Linked DNA regions of Mus musculus: region 2 is linked to region 1. Evidence: chromatin loops called from intact Hi-C (ENCODE). Cell type or tissue: heart. All regions are shown on one strand. Links, peaks and the distances in the headings refer to the core of each region. The heading gives the core; the rest is flanking DNA.

Evidence for each region. A loop is a pair of places that touch in the nucleus more often than their neighbours do. Peaks named below come from ENCODE experiments on the same cell type or tissue, not always from the same donor. Only the 100,000 strongest peaks of a DNase experiment are listed, where the experiment ranks them.
Region 2: it touches region 1 in a loop (9-fold over the local background); 1 of 42 quality-filtered maps calls a loop at or near these places.

Annotation. Positions count from the first base shown.
Region 1 is chr11:51,533,288-51,536,103 of GRCm38, reverse strand. The region is part of intron 5 of Col23a1 (collagen, type XXIII, alpha 1); the gene reads right to left. Among named protein-coding and RNA genes, the nearest start is that of Phykpl, 50 kb to the left of the region's middle. In heart, for the core only: CTCF peaks have their summits at 1,380 and 1,591; no DNase peak of the experiment used is centred there; H3K27ac peaks cover 31 bases; H3K27me3 peaks cover 730 bases.
Region 2 is chr11:51,264,095-51,266,910 of GRCm38, reverse strand. The region is part of intron 1 of Clk4 (CDC like kinase 4); the gene reads right to left. Among named protein-coding and RNA genes, the nearest start is that of Clk4, 2.4 kb to the right of the region's middle. In heart, for the core only: a CTCF peak has its summit at 1,347 (motif pointing right); a DNase peak (open chromatin) is centred at 2,270; H3K4me3 peaks cover 1,081 bases; H3K27ac peaks cover 688 bases.

The sequences.
Region 1 (2,816 bases), core at 61-2,560:
CAATAGGCGTGGAAGATGGAGGTGCTACCTCCACTGTGTGCACAGGGAACACGGACAGAGCAGAAGCTAGGGGGTCTGTCTGAGAGAACAGAGCAGGGTTTGGAAATGCTGTGTAGATGGAGCTGATTTCTAAGCAGAGTAAGGTTGAACAGAGATGGCAAAGAACAAGGAACAACAGGGCCCCAGCAGGATCCATAGAGGTGGGAGCCGGGCCCCATGCTTGCTGCTGAGAGCTCATGGAAGAGAAGCTGGACCAAGGCTCTGCCCCAATCATAGACTCTGAGCCTCCAGGACTGTGAGCTACATAAGCCTTCCCCTCCCCATCTCTCACTCTCATTTGTATGCACGTGTGTGTGGGCCAGAAGTCGCTTCAGGGGATACTGATGGCTTAGAGGGTGCACTGTGAGGGTTCGGGCAGCATGGGGCTTGGGGAATCTTTGTTCCCCACTGCCAGTCTACAAGGGCCTACATCATGTAGCCCCTGGATGCGATCACCACACTCCTCCTCCTTTTTAAGATTTATTTTTTACTTATGTGCATGTGTGCACCTGTATGAGTTTATGTGCACCATGTTATGAGCCCATGGAAGCCAGAAGATGCCCTAACACTGGAGTTATAGGGGGTTGTGAGCCGTCTTATACTGGGAACTTAATCCAGGTCCTTTGCAAAAGCAGCCATTACTGCTGGACTATCTCTCCAGTCCCCCGACACCTTTCCTCCTTTCACCCTATCTCTGTCACTTGCCTTCTCCTTCTTCCCATCCTTGCCTCAGATGGCTCTTGACATACGAAGCTTGCTCTAAACTCCATGACCTGTACCCTCATCTGTTTTCCTCTGCGGAGAGTACTCACCTGCCCCTCAGATCTCTGCATCTTGTCACAGAAGTCTCAGTTCAAAGGTCATTCCGTCCTTCTTGAATATTAGCTCCAAATCACAGACCGACCTATGGACCCCCCTCCAGCACCCTCACCGCACCCTCCTTTGTTATCTTCCTGGTACATTCCCTGTATTCAAGGACCCTTTACACGCCCTCCCAAAGGCAGGTAGGAAGCCAGAGAGCCATGGAAGCTCCACACTGAGGGTGAAGAACGTGAGAAGTCTAAAGAAGAAAAGCAAAGAAGGCCTAGTCTTGTGTTTTTGTGTAAAGGGTGAGAAGTGGAGATGAGATTAAGCCCTGAGTGACAGACAAGTCATTGTCACTTTAGAAGCTTGGCACATCTTCAAGATGAAAAAAGGGATGTGTGAGACACTTTCAGGACGACTCCACTGTGTCCAGATGGTCTCTCTCTCCCATCCCCAGCTGTTTAAGACCGTGACCGGGTCTGATTTGCCTTTGTGCCTTCCCTGTGTGGAGCACAAGGCATGATATCAAGCCTATTTATGAGATGCTGAAACATTTTGACACATACAAGCTGATCAATTCCCCTAAATTCTGAAATACCTTGCCTGTGGGTCCTTTGCATCCTGCATTGTTGATTCACAAAGTTCAGTGCTCAGAACACCCTCTCTGCTGATTGATCAGTGAGTACGAGATGATTACTTGTTTCTTTGCCCCAATCAGGTCCAAACTCTATACTTGCAATTCCAAATTTCACCACTAGGTGCCAGGCAAACACAAACTTTAACAAACAGGTCAGGTTTCTTGAGACTTCTAGCCAGGCCTTTAATTCCCACATTAGGGAGGTAGAGGCAGGAAGACTTCTATGAGTTCGAGACTAATTTGGTCTACAGTGTGAGTTTCAGGACAGCCAGGGCTATACAGTGAAATCCTGTCTTGAAAAACAAAACAAAAAGCAACAAAAAAGAGAACTTGTAATGAAAATACACCCTAAATTGAAACAAGACACATACATATAGATATATATTTAAAACTTATCATATTGAAATAAATTAAAAGTATGATAATACCCACAGTTGGACAGAGTTGGAGAAACATGCCGCATTCGTGCTCTGTTGGTGGGAATGTAAATGAGAGCGGCCTCCCAGAGGGCAATTTGGCAACGCACATCAAAAGCCTTCAACATGTGCAAACCCTTTGGTGCAACAATCCAACTTATAGACATTTATTGTATGGAGATAATCACAGAAATAAGCCTTTACTTACTCCCAGGATGTTGAGTGTAAGGATGAAAAATTGTCCATATAAATGGCATAACTTAGAGACTGGCTATATAAAATGATACATGTGATCAGATACTATGTAGCCATTACATCTTGTAACAGTTTTTAATGATGTGGGAGTGTCTCATGATATTTCAAGTGAGAGAGAGAAGTGTGTTCCTAGAGGCTTGGTTTTTTTTTTTATAGTGGAAGTATGCGAACAAAGCTGCGTATAAAAATGTTAAAAGAACATGAAAATAGTGAGCTATTGTCTGTGGATGGTAGGAGGAGGATTGCTTTTCCCCCTTTGGTTGCCTTTTTCTACTTTCCTAATGTTTTACAATAGACACGACCATGCATTTATTGCAACAGTAAGGTCCTATTAACAAGCCCTTGGGGGCATGAAGGACAGACAGCCTCTGTTCAGGAAGGGCATGGAGACAGTGACCCCAGAGCCCCGTCAGCTCTGACCCCCTTGAGTCCATACATAACCTGCCTCACAGATGTGGGTGGCCCCTGTTGCCCCTGTCCCTTAGCCACTCCATGGGCCGCACATGTGGACTTCATTTCATCTAGGGGTGTGGGGGCAGGGAGAGGCGGAGTGAACGCAGACAGCACAGGCCGGGGATCCCAGCACAGCCCTTCGCTCCAGCTTGCCTGTTCTTTCTTCCCCTAGGAACTGCTGAGAGCCTGGTTCAATGGGAAAAAGAAAATCG
Region 2 (2,816 bases), core at 56-2,555, 270 kb after region 1:
AGTGCTTGCCTTCAGAAACACTCATTTTTTGTTTTTTGAGAAAAGGATTTTCAGTTAGACCTGACTGTCTTGGAACCAACTCTGTAAACAAGGCTGGCCTCAAACTCAGAAATCTGCCTGCCTCTACCACCCAAGTGCTGGTATTAATGGGCATTTGTCAATGTACCTGGCTATTTTTTACATTTTTTTAAAAAGGGCCAATTAAAATTGCTCAAGGGCTGGACAGATTACTCAGTAATGTGCTTGCTATGCAAGCAATGAGGACCTGAGTTCAGATCACTCACACCCACATAAAAAGGCAGGCATCATAGCACAGACCTGTAACTCCAGACCTAGGGCTGGGGCGGGGCATATGGATCCCTAAAATTCACTGGCCAGCCCAGTCTAGCTTAATTGGCAAGCTCCAGGTTCAATGAAAGTCCTTGTCTGAAAAATGTGGAGACCCATGGAGATATCCCATTTTGACCTCTGGCCTGCACATGGGACAGAATGTATATGTACACTCCTAACACAAAATATTTTTTGTTTCCTTCTATTTATGCTGATTTTAAAAATTAGGTCACTTATAATGTTAATAATTCTACCAACTGAGCTACATTCCTGGTCTCTCAATTTGGTTAAAAATCAAGACTGACATGAATGCACACAGATTTTTTTTTTCCTTTGAGACAGGAAGTTTCTTGGTATAGGTCTGGCACTAGCTCTGTAAACTAGGCTGGCCTCAAACTCAAAGATCCACCTTCCTCTGCCTCTAGAGTGATGGAAATCAAAGGTGTGCACCACCATCTCCTGGCCAGATCTGAATATAAGAATAACATCTACAACTATAGTTAGCGATAGCCTATCCCAACAGTGTCATAAACATCCTTCAGTCTGGCAAAGTTTAATACAAATAATCATAAGTGAGAGAAGCAAGCAAGTAATTGATTTAAAGGTAAAGAGCCTTTCATTAATGAGATTTCCCCCCCCCTCAAACTCTGTAGAGTTCCTTTCTCTAAATGCCAGAATTAGTCCGATCCTTAAACTGAGACATGGCCAGTGACATCAGATAATGGTAACAATTCCCAAACTTCATCTCCAAGCTCCTGTGGATCTCTCCCAGGCTCAGTATCTAACATTTATCCTTTTACAGATCTGTGACTGTTGGACACCAGTGTTAATTCTCTCCTTTCATCATGTGGGTCTCAGAGATCAAAGGTGTGCAGCATTACCCATTTAACCACTTTGTTCCCCTACGTCAATTTTTAAAAAAAGATTAAATTTATTTTTAATGGGAATGGGGTAGGGTGGGGCAGGGTGGGGAAGATCTACACGAGTGCAGTTGCCCCTGGATACCACAAGAGGGCATAGGATGCCCTAAAGCCTAAAGGTCCATTACAAGAGCAGTGTCTCCAGTTCCATAGCTAAATCTTTAATTTTGAACTCTGCTAAGCAGAGTTTAATGGTTTGGGAGGGAAAAAAGAAAAAAGAAGCTGAATAAGGCCCAAATGGAACAAAACCAATTTAGTTGATCACCTTGAGCTTGCCTAAATGGCTGAAAAATAAGCCAACAAATCTATTAAACACCGGGCTTGCAAAGAAAGCAGTTTCAGTTCTCTTCCAAAGTGTTCCTCAGAAAGGGTGTGCATCACAACATCAGGGTGTGATACTATTATTATTTCCTGATTACTGAGGACGTAATGAGGGGAGAGGAGGTTTCTAATTGCTAGGCGAGACTCTACCACCGACCTACATACCCCCTGTCCAAATATTCAGTAAACCATATTCGTTCTTCTAATTCTGTGCCTGCCAGGCATCTTCCTGATAATGTGGCTTCTCTTGCTCAGTCAAAAATGAGAAAGCATGGATTAAACCACACACACACACACACACACACACACACACACAAATCCTAAATTCTTGATAGGTACCTTGGTTAAAAAAAAAGTTAGTAAGCCAAGCATTCCTTTCGATATAGTCATTTTAATATGGTGAAGTAAAACAGACAACACTGCAAACTTGCTGGAGACAAAAGCCCAAACTCAAGCTTTAGAGAAACACTCATCTTCCTATTTCCACTGGAGTTCTGCTGACATATTCCTCCTATTATCAAAATTGTATTTAAGGTTTTAGTTTGATTAAGGCTTTTTTTTTTTCTCTTTAGAGGGGGTGAGGGGAGGGAATTAAATTCTGAATCCCAAGCCACCGGGCTACAGGCTAAGCACTCTCAAAACACAGCAGCCCAGTGTACAGCTTCTGATGACTCATCCTTGTGACTGGCCATTAGGGTTTCACAAGTCTTGGTTGCTTGCTTCAAGTTACCCCCTCCCCCTCCACTTCACATCGCTACAGCCAGTTTACCTCTCACAGGACAAATCTCAACTTCTCAAGTGACTAATATGCAAACCCACCTATCAGTGGGTCCTTGTCCCAATAGGCCCCGACTAACATTCCCCATCCCTCCTCTGATCTCTGGCCGAGTTCGGAAATACTTTGTTTTTAGGCAGGTGTGGTGACACGTGCCACCCTAGAGGCAGAGGCAGGTGGAGTTCTGAGAGACTTCAAGGACAGCCTGGTCTGCACAGCGAGACCTTGTTTCAAACAACCAACAAAGAAATATTTACTTAGGAGGCAAAGTAAAAGATTTCTGAGCTCATGAGAGCTTTCATACACAGGAAAGAAAAGCTACCTCAAAATATTACACTATCTCTAACACTTAAAAATCATGCTACAATCCTCTGTATCCTTTCAATAAAAGATACAATGGAACCCATATGTATACGCTCATACTAGAAATATTATTCTCCACCACGTTTTAGAAGTTTCAGTCTCCCATT